2 separate regions of the Homo sapiens genome follow, and region 1 is linked to region 2. Evidence: chromatin loops called from intact Hi-C (ENCODE). Cell type or tissue: prostate gland. All regions are shown on one strand. Links, peaks and the distances in the headings refer to the core of each region. The heading gives the core; the rest is flanking DNA. Region 1 overlaps LINC01798 (long intergenic non-protein coding RNA 1798). Region 2 overlaps MEIS1 (Meis homeobox 1).

Region 1 (5,380 bases), core at 66-5,065, 250 kb before region 2:
AATGTTCTCTACTCCCTGAAGAATCTATGAGAGAATATATTTAAAATTTTGTTTAATTTCCTTGTTTTTGTTCTGGTTCTGATTGTTTTTGAAAAATAAGAAATCTAAATAATCTCTAAAAAGACTAAATGTAAAATCATCTTCTAATCACTACATTTCTTTCTTTCATTTTTCAGTGAGAAATATTACCACGCGTGCTGATGCCTCAGACACACCAATCTGCAACAAGCAACTAGGATAAAAAATAGTTAAAAGTGAATCAACATTTATCTGGAATATACAGTCCTGACCCCCTTACGCACTCCCCCCCACCCCCCTCCCCGCAACACACAAAGTCATTTGTCTTCTATGTCCTGTGATGTTTTGAGGATTCTGGCAAATATGGCAGTTAAACAAACTTCTAGCACAATCTAAATACAGTCTGTTCAAGAGAGGCTTCCAATGTTTATAGACCATAAGTAAAGAAAAAAAAAATCTGGTATTTAACCAAGAATAGTGCTCTTGAAAATGTCTCAGAACAAAGTGTTTAAGCAAAACTTTGGCCATAGATATTCTCCATTCCTCATTCTTTGCTGATTTTTTTTTCAATGAGGACTTTTTATATGCCATCAGTTTGCTTCTTCTTCTTCTTCTTCTTTTTTTTTTTTTTTTTGAAATTAACAAACTAATTTTAAAAATCAACACCTGACTGGGGACCTGGTCATACAAACTTCCTTTAGATACAGTTGAGAAGAAAACATCACATTTTTATGAAGCCCCTCTCCTGACAGGGGACTGGAGGAGGAACACCATTATGCATTGTTATCAGCGTGGTGTAATTTGACTGTTGACAAAGTATCCGTGGCAGTGCGAATGAGCGCAGTTAGAAGTGTGGCGGATTGTAATCAAGAAGATGCTTAGCTGTGCAACACTGCATCTCGAGCAGATTTGAATCAACATTGCCTTAAGGGGACACACACACATACCAAAAGAAAAAAAATCCATTAATTTTTAGAGGGAAAATTAGAGTGGCACTTGATGAAGTGAAATTTGACATGCGTTAATTGGTGTGCAGCTCTCCTAATTAGAGATTTTCAAATTCTTTTACTGCTGTCACCATGATGGCACATTGTCTTGCTGGACAAATACTAAAATTGCAAATTGGCTTGATCAGGAAGTTTTACGTATGAAGATAACACTGTATCCTCTAGTCCACTTCCAAAAGGTGGACAGCTGGAGAGCAAAGATGACTTTCAGCTTTACCTTCACCCCAGATTAAAAAAAAAAGGATTATTAAAATAGTTTCATTATGAGACTTAATGTAAAGGAAGCAGGTGCTGATACAATTTTCTTAAACAGATGGAAACGTTTCTTTGATACTCATGCTTCTGCTTCATATGAAATATTTCAGGTAGAAAAAGAAAGCCAGTGAAATGCTACATTATATATATACACTCTCATATTTCTCCTTATATTCTTCAGAAATTGGAGTTAGGTGGATTTTTTGAAAGCTCATGTCACATTTTTCCCTGCTCTGAGATCTAAGGCACTCCAGTTCCCCTTCTTGTCTTAAAGTAATTATACTGATGTTTGGCCTCCAGGATGGCACCAAATATGATACCACAATAATTTTTGTTTCCTTTTTCCAACTCGTCTTGTCTAGCCCTTGAACCTCTCTTAATTCATTAACATATTGAATTTTTTCAATTTTCCATTTTCTTGCAATAACAATATTAATGCCGGGGTGAAAGCTTGATTGGAGCTAAATTACTTGTTACCTGCTGGCATTTATTTATATGGCATTGAATTATAAAGCTTTGCTATTGTCATGCCTTGGGCGAATTGTTTATGACACCAGTAATAGGAGTAATTGTTATTGTTGAAATTACCTGTCAGCTACCCATAGCAGTGGCCCTTGTCCCACTGACAAATAGTGACAAGGGAGAGGTATCCTCCATGCGTCCCCCTGATGGCTTCTCCTCTGATAATAAGAAGTGCAGGGCCTCTGATAATTTGCCTGTCACTGTTGAGTGCAGCTCAGAGAGAGTTGGCCAAATTGTTGTCATTCACTTTGACAAAGACAGCAAAATGCTCCCGTGCAAGAGGAGGATTATCAAAATAAATGAAATAGCTTACACCCCCTTTGTTTGGCTCAAGAATTGCCTGGCTTTGTATGAGGTTGTGAAATCAAGGTCCAGTTCTTATCGATGTGCCTCTGCTCATTCTAAGATGAGGATCCCAGGGAAGGAAAGGCACCTTAGAAGACTCGCCATTTTGCAGCTTGCATCGGCTAGTAAAAAATTACATTCAAATGTAAAGGGAAAGTCAATAAAATTGTAATGAGTCTAATATGTCATTAAATACATTAATTTAAAACACATCTAAAATTTACACCTTTTCTTTCCTGCCTTCCATTTGTCCCTCTGATTCTTTTTGGCCCACACAGACATTCAAATTCAATAAGCATTCAAAAATGCACAGGTTTCTCATTTGCAATCAAGTTTTCTTTGAAAGTTTAGAAATCTCCATCTCTGACTCTTACAGCTTTAAAAGATTATCTAGTTGGATTTAGGACTATTATTTCAGATGGTTGGTTCCTTTCCATACATTACCTTTTATTTATATACTATCTTCATGAGTAAAGAGATAAATGAAACATAGTTCCAGGTATGAAGCATCAATTATCACAGGCTTACAGAGGAAGCAAAATGGGCCTGTTATTGCCAGAGTGCAAATATGAATGTAAACCTTTGCATTTTAAAATCCCTTGGTTGCAGCCTGTGAACCTGTCATAGAGGGGGAAAGGGACAAGGAGCAGCAGGGATGGTGTCGTGGAGTGTCCCTGTCTGAAAGAAGTGGGCTTGAAACGAATCAAACCTTTGCTCTTGTAAAAACCAGAATCATTCCCACCTTTCCACAAAAGGCATCATTTCATGGTAGGAAAATTCTTATTTTTAAGGTGCCTGGGAGGCTATTACTCATATATCTTCTTGACAAATACTTCCTGTTATAAGAACTTAAAAAGAAAAGGAAAAAATAACTAGGATAAATGTAAAATATTGGCTCCATATAGGACAGTAATCAGCTGTTTATTGGTCTCTACTAGACAAGTAATGACCAACCACAGTGTTAAGTACCAGCAACATTGCCTTGGGCCCTTGCCTCCCAACACCAGCCATTATCTGATTAGAGAACCTCCAAAGAAGTCACTATTGCATAATTTTATGGGTCTTAACAGCGCAGGTTGGCTGGCAGAAAAACTACCTAGGAGGGTTGATAAAGCAACAGTGAAACATGATTTTATTTACTTCACACTTACACCTTGGTCTCTGAAAGAGTACCTGAGTATCTCAGATGCTGGTGGCTACACAAGAAACCTAAAATCAATTCAAATAGGAATTGCGTGGGACATGGGGGAGGTGGAGGAGGGGGACAAGAAAAGTAAAATTATCTGTCTCTTAAAGCTTTTCATGGACTGCATAGTTTGAAGTAGTGAACAACATTGTTATAGGCATCTCAATCCTTTCTTAGGTGTTATGTATTTAAAGCAGGTAAATAGGGTTTTAGCAGTGCTAAAACCATACATGCAATATGATTATAGGAATAAAATGTGTTTCTAATCCTTAATGATAATGTATTCTTCTAAAGACAACCACTGCATGGTTAACTATGTTGAATGTCCCTGATTAACAAGTGGAAGGCAGTGACACAATTAAGAGGTTATCTGTAGTAATAAAAATGCTCAAACCTGTCTTGGAATGTGATCCCTTTAACAGATAATTTTTAAGAATGCATGTCCTTGCTTTCTCTGTGGAGACACACGTTAGTGATCCCAGGAGGGGAAATAAACATACGTTTTTAAATGAAGATATTTAAAATGTACCCCATATTTCAGCATGTTGCTGTAACCTGGTCTTTTTTATGTTCCTCCTATAAAACCTAAATTAAGCCTCTTAGGAGTGGTTTTGCTGCAGGTTTCAACTAAAAACACAATACATTTTAAATGGTTCCAGTACTTGAGTGCACTTTAACATGTAATCACTAATGTGCATTCTCTTCCTCTCTCTTCCAAGCACCAGTCCTTCTAAAAGGATGAGACTTCTTTAAAATTTAGCTTCATTTGAAATGTAAACTTTTAACAAATAGTAATTGCTTCTGTAGCTCTATTGATGAAGTGACTGGCAGCAAATCTTTTCTTTCTTTTTTTTCCCCCCTCTCTCTGTAACATTTTGAAATACCCATCAGTGTCAAAGAAAACTGCACACGCCTCCTTTGGTGCTCTAAATAAGGCTCAGCAATGTTAAGAAAAATGTCAGAAAAAGCTCAGTGGATTAAAGGAACATTTCTGCATCATGTCAAGGAGGATGGCAGGGCAGACTGGTCTGCATAATTTTGAAAGATATTTTTTGTAAAACGCGTACTCTTATGAACCAAATGAAATTTTATTTGGAAAGATTTGATATTGTATTTGATAACATACAACCTTCAGTTGTTTTTCTAAATCTTGTTATTTTTTAAATATGTCTTTGGTATGTATTCTTTACATTAGAACTGTAATACACTCATCTTTTGGTAGAATGTTCCTGTACCCGGGTGCAGCGTTAAAATACATTTCAGACTCTTTCATGCATTTTTCTTTTCTTTCTAAAATTCTTGGAATGTTCACTCAGCGGAAGCAGTGAAAATGCTCGGCTCTTCCACATGCAAATTTATTGAACTAGTCAGTCATTTTTCCCCTTAAATAAAATGTGTGTATAGTTTTGGAGATTTTCAAAAAATAAATCATTTACATGCATTTGTGTATTAAAAATAAATTGCTGGTGTGATGTTTTTAGTTTGTTTTGTTCTATTTTACTAAAGAATATGCAATAGTCACAAAATAGTGCAACGACAGTAAAATATTCCACAGTATTGTAACTACGTAATTAAAACAACGTCAGAAAACACCTTACAAATTTAATACTAGATACCACCAGAAATGGCAAGATTAGTTTTACAGAAACAAGGTAAGTCTCAGCTGATTTTAAATATAAACTTTTCCAAAACAGGTTAAAAATGAATTTAGACAAATTTGGCTCTTAACCTTTAAAGATTTCCTGCCCGCTTCTGTATGTCCTTTATTACATTAATTTTTTATTTAAATTACACCATTAACTGGATATGAATTTATCAAGAATACATGTATTGATTTATAAAACAGTACCATTAATTATTATAATAGCTAGATGTAGCTGATATTACAAAGCCATTTAAAGGTTTTTAATATAACTTGGACATACATAGATAGATAGACATTATGGACAAGACTACAATTTAAACTGGCTACCAGCAGTTAATGAAATCCTTGATTTATATTCTAGTTTAGAGATTGATTATATTGTTGCTTTGTAAAACTATTTAT
Region 2 (5,380 bases), core at 129-5,128:
TAGTATCATTGCTTTCCATTATTCATGCAACTTGCACTGGGGACTTCCACTGAGAGAGAGATTGAAAGAGAAAGAGGGAGACAGAGAGAGAGGGAAGCTACGCAAAGGATTTTTTGTAGTATTAGCGTTTAGACTTAGAGACATTTACCAATGTAAGTGATCTCAACCTATCTGCATCTATGGTGTACTTTTTTCCCCTTGTTTTTTCTAGAATGTTTTAAAAGTGTCCCTATTAAGAATCAATACATCCCTACTCTGAAACTCACACATAAATACACACTAAAAGCCAATCAGAAAGTAACAATAAAAATATACCCAGTAAACAACTAACTTTTAATTCAAAGGGTGCTATGTAATAAAGGGCCTAGAATGAACATCCCAATTAGCCAGTGTAGTGACAAGCAGTCAACACCTTATTATTTAATCATTAAAGAGAATCTTGCCATAATTTCCATTTGACATATATTTTAAAAGGAATTAAGACTATATCACATGACCCACAACACAATCAAATGTAAAGTTAGGTGATGCTAAGACTTTATCACTTGCAAGTCCTGTGGACTGAGAGGTTTCAGGATTAAGGCATTAAGTGGGAACCTACGAAGCATTTATAATTTAAATAAGATGTATACAAATGGAAGCATTTAAAAACAAACTACCTGACAAAGGGACCATTTTTCTGCCTCCCGCTGTTTGTGTCCACTTTTCTTATTGGATGACAAGGAATTGCGGACATTTCTAGTATTCGTAAATATTCGCTGGCCCTATCTATTTGCTTCTAAAGCAGCAGATCCCATCCATGCAGGACATTAGGTTGTTTCTTGCCCTCCCTGCCTCATCCCTGACTGTGACACCTCCCTTAAAGAGAAAGCTTAAATCTCCCTTGCAAGAATTTCCCCCGCTTCTTCGGAGGAGGGCGTTTTCTGTCAAAGTTCTACCTCAGTTTAAAGGATTTTAAGCCAAACTCTGCTTCAGAAACAACATTGTGAACTTTTGAAATAAAACAATCGCCATCAGAGTTCCCAGGACCACTTGGGAACCAAAGCGCACCGGGCCCGGCCTGCCCCAGATCCCAGAGGCCTGGCGGCCCTGCGCTCTCCAGTCTGGGCTGCACAGCCCCGGCGGCCGTCCCCCGGGAGCTCGGCAGCACTTGGCATTTAACCTGCCTGGCGAGCGTGGCTCTCTGGTTCCATAACTGCAAGCCATATTACTTCTCCCCAGACGTCAGAGACAAATCTGGATTAACATGCAACAGGGCGTCCTGTGCAGCCCGACAGCCTTCGCCCAGGAGCTGCTAAATGCAGATTCAGACGAGGACCCCCCGGAGAGCTGCTGTTGAATAAAAACTGTAATCCAAAGGGACCATTTCTCTGCCTCCCGCTGCTTATGGGAAGAGCCAGGGCCACCGCTGAGGCCCGAGCACAGACCTAGCTAATCTCGGCTCGCTACCGGCAGGCGTGGCCACCCCGGGAGGCGGCCCTGGGGGCCTAGAGACTCTGCTCCGCTCTCCCCTCTCTCCCAACGCGTTCTTGGAGTGGAAAATGCTTAGATTCAAGGAGTGGCGCGCAATAGAAGCGGCCTAGGAAGGAAGCCGACTGCTCCTTCCTGGAGTGCGGCCTAAAGTCTAGCAACTGGGTGGCCAGGCCTCTCCTCGCCTAACCCCTCTTGGCGCCCCCTAATCCACCCAAGGGCCCCTAGAACACGCGCCCCGCTTCCGGTCGAACCCGCATCGTTCTCTGAAGCCAAACAGGCTCAACCCTCGCCTCGACGCCTAGCATCATGGCCCCCCTCTCCCTCTGCTCCGGGGTCGCAGCCGGGACCTCGCCCCACGCTGAGGCCGGGAAGCCCCTGGCGCCCCTCGCTTCCCCTAGCCTCTGGGAGCCCGGAACAGCCAAGCCGAGCCGAGAGCGCGGCGGTCAGGAGAGGGCGCCCAGGAGGCTTGCGCCCGCCAAAGTGGCTCTCTCCGGCAGGGACCTCCAGGCGGCCCGGAAGACTGGGAGTGGGGGAAGGAACGGGATTACAGCTTCTACTGGTGTCTTAATCCTATTTTTAAAATAAATAAATAAATAGGAAAGAGAGAAGAAAGAAAAAGGAAAGGAAAGGAAAAGAAAGGACTAACGCTACAAGGTCAAGTGGATTTCCGCCGACTTAGCCCTCCGGGATACCGCCTAGTATCAAAGTCGTCGATCCCAGGTCCCCGCGCGGGTGGCAGTCTTCGCGCCCTCCGAGGAAAACAGGTAAAATAAAATAAACCGTGCCGCCAACGGGCCCTAGAGACAGAGGGGTTAATGAGCTAACAAGGCCCAGCGTTCTCACAGCACGAGAAGCGCCCAGTCCCGGAGCGCACCCTCTGCGGAGGCTCAAACTGGCTGGGCTGCATTCGCAGACAGGTGGAGAGGCCATCCTTCCTGCCCGGCCCCCAGGACGCCGCACTAGGGGTTCAGCGCCCCGGAGGGACAGGCCAGCAGGCTCCAGACCGGAGAACTGGCGCCCACCAGGCGCCCTGGTGCTTCATTCGTCGCGCCTCAGCTCCCCAGGGCAGTGGAGCCCACCGGCGGCCGTGGCACTGTACCGCATGCGTCCAGCGCTTTGCGCTCCCCTCTCCAAACCGGACCTTGGGTTTGCTGTCCTCCGACCAGCTGAAACTTGGGTGAGCCCCAGGGGGTCACACAAGCGAGCCCAGGCGCATAGGCCAACAGCGCCACGAGCTCAGCCAAAGCTTCGAAGCCCACTCTTAACCAGCGGGGACCAGAAGTCAGATTCTCATTTTAGAGGTAGAAGACAATAAAATGAGAAGTTTTATCCGATACAATTGCATACCAATATTTGCATATCTGAAGGGAATTGGGTAACAAAAGTTTAGGGAAGGAGAAGGGGGGAGCTCCATGATATTATATTAATTTTTGTATTCTCTCTCCCCCCTCCAAAAAATTCCCATAACTTTGGTCTTTTATCTTTGACTTTAATAAAATAATGATTCCTTGAGAAAATGGGGTATAAATCTTCATTTTGGAGGCAATTAAAGTGTTGATTTCATTCATGCCCCTAAGCGATTCTTGTAATTTGCTCAAATAGCTTTATGTACCCAGCACTCCGGAGCTTTTAGAATCCCATTTTCCAGTTAGGCTTGTTGGATTGCAATTTTTATTCCACAGCAGCTACTCGAGGGTTCCTCAGCAGAATCGGCACTCAACAGCTCCCGGGCCAGGGCTGGCGGGCTGAACCAGACGTGAGGCCCGGGCCGCCCGCGGGGGCCAAGGCTGGGAGCCGCCTGCAGTTTTCCCACTTCTGTGGGGCCGCACTGGGATTGCGCACGCTGCGTGTTCTGTGCAATGGACTACACTGCCGAAAGTTTCCAACTCTCCAGATCACAGTGCGGACCCGGCGCATTGGCACTTTTAAATCTCTGCTCTGCCTGTTTCTCGCTCCCCATGGGCAAAAGAGGAATTCAGCCCATGTCGCGGGGATTGCCCAGAGAAAATCAAGCTGAGAATGTATTTTAAGAGGATGATGTTGAGAGAAGAAAACCATAAGATGACACTAAGAACCAGGCGTCAGGCGCTCGACAAGGACTGTACAAGACAGCCACTGGCCAACAGAGATCATGGCAGAGCTTGCAGAGTAGCTGGCCTTTGGCTTAACAAAGGCAGGCTGATCTCTTCCCCCAAATCTGGACTCACGTGCCGAGTCAGAAAGAGAAACAACACTGGGACTTCACTTATATAGGGGGGAAGGGTGGGAGGGTGCAGAGCAGGCCAGCTACCCAAATCTCTAGACGCCTTGCAACAATTCGCAACGGAACTGTTCTGAGCCCTGTTTCATCTCACTCACTCTACACGTTTTCACTTTCATTGCATTTTTGCAACTCCTTTGGACCAATCCAGAGATACAGCCACAGGAGAGAGAGAGGCACCCTGGGAGCAAACGGTGGTGTTGGGGTGACAGAGAGAGAGAAATCCCCACAGCAATTCCAAATAAAAGTCGTCCCCACTTAGTAACGCATCGGAAGAAGGGCCTGGAGGGAAGACAGGAGAGGAGAGGGTGCAGCAAGCCAAGGCCCTCAGTTGAGAGCAAAGGCGGTGCGAGGTCCCCCACACTCCTTACCCAGGGAGCCGCCGGGGTGCCCCTGATGCTGATATGTCCACAAGCTGCCAACCCAGAGGGCCCAGAGCACATACCAGCTGGAGGATGAGTGGAAAGAAGGAGGAGAAAAGTCCATATTTATCTGTTTTTATAACCTCGGCCTGGTCTTATTTTTTCTATTAAGTACAATAAAATGGGTGAGCTTGCAGTGAACACCACACAAAGCAATGTTCAGTGAGGTCTAGAAGCGTTCGGCCGAGGAAAACTGACAAGACAGGCTAATGAACCGTACAGACAGGGAGAAAATAGCCAGCATTTGCTAGATTTCAAACTCTCGCTGTCTTTCTTAGACCACCTATCTTGGATTTATTCCTAATAAAATAAGAAATAAGCAGACCCTACACTTGTCTTTTCTTGAAGATAGAAGGGGGAAAAATGCTCCGGAACAAAGCCCCTACAATCAGAGGCGGTCACTGGCAGTTAACACTCCCATTATTATAGAGGGTAAATAAAATAAAGACAAAAATTAAAAGCGACAAGAAACAGGTCAAGTTTGCTAGCAAAGCTTTTACAAGCTCATCTCTTCAGGTCGAATCCCAGAGCCAGCCTTAATGAAGCAATAATAGCCACATTATTCAAAAATTTTCATTTCGATGGAAATGTATCTAAAAGGGACTTAATCATATGCAAATAATAAAAGGAGGTGGTAGTGACCCAGCAAGCAATATGCATACAGATTTTTTTTTTTCCCAGGGATGTTGAAATTGAAAAGCGCATACCTGGTCAGTTAGATTTGCTGATCTTGTTATATCTTCACTGTCTGATTTTGATCCTCCTTCTCTATCGTCTATCACCAAATCGATAGGCATTTTCCCTTTCAAACAGCTAATATACCGGTGGCAGAAATTGTCACATAATTCGTGTACCTACATTATGACAGAAATAAAAAAATGGGAATATAATCAGGAGTGCATAAATGACATTGACAAGTGCAATCCACCCCCCTTGTGAGATCCAAACTTCCAAATAGGGGAAACACAGGGCAATTGTCCTCCAGAGACCCCCAGACGCATCCAGAATTAGGAATAACTTTCTTTTCTTGCAAAATAGAGATATCCCAGAAAATTGACAGTGACAAGATGATTCACAGGCTACAACATATTCAACACCCGTGTTAAATTCATCTGCTCCTGGGGCTGTGGTCATTAGAGAGGTGACCTGCGTAGGTGACATTTAAGGTAAACTATTTAATTTCATCCAGTGACTTTATCATAAATCCCTTTCTAATGTGTCTAAG

What was found. A loop is a pair of places that touch in the nucleus more often than their neighbours do. Peaks named below come from ENCODE experiments on the same cell type or tissue, not always from the same donor. Only the 100,000 strongest peaks of a DNase experiment are listed, where the experiment ranks them.
Region 1: it touches region 2 in a loop (7-fold over the local background); 24 of 110 quality-filtered maps call a loop at or near these places.

What each region holds. Positions count from the first base shown.
Region 1 is chr2:66,692,092-66,697,471 of GRCh38, reverse strand. It overlaps LINC01798 (long intergenic non-protein coding RNA 1798), which reads right to left. Exons shown (of 6, transcript NR_110156.1): 6 at 1,884-2,269. It overlaps LINC01797 (long intergenic non-protein coding RNA 1797), which reads left to right. Exons shown (of 3, transcript NR_110265.1): 3 at 177-442. Among named protein-coding and RNA genes, the nearest start is that of LINC01797, 8.4 kb to the left of the region's middle. In prostate gland, for the core only: no CTCF peak of the experiment used is centred there; no DNase peak of the experiment used is centred there; H3K4me3 peaks cover 1,253 bases; H3K27ac peaks cover 4,508 bases.
Region 2 is chr2:66,442,531-66,447,910 of GRCh38, reverse strand. It overlaps MEIS1 (Meis homeobox 1), which reads right to left. Exons shown (of 13, transcript NM_002398.3): 6 at 4,863-5,009. Among named protein-coding and RNA genes, the nearest start is that of MEIS1-AS2, 4.9 kb to the right of the region's middle. RefSeq lists enhancers at 1,857-2,193, 3,829-5,380 and a silencer at 3,960-4,254. In prostate gland, for the core only: a CTCF peak has its summit at 2,560; no DNase peak of the experiment used is centred there; H3K4me3 peaks cover 4,309 bases; H3K27ac peaks cover 4,929 bases; H3K27me3 peaks cover 872 bases.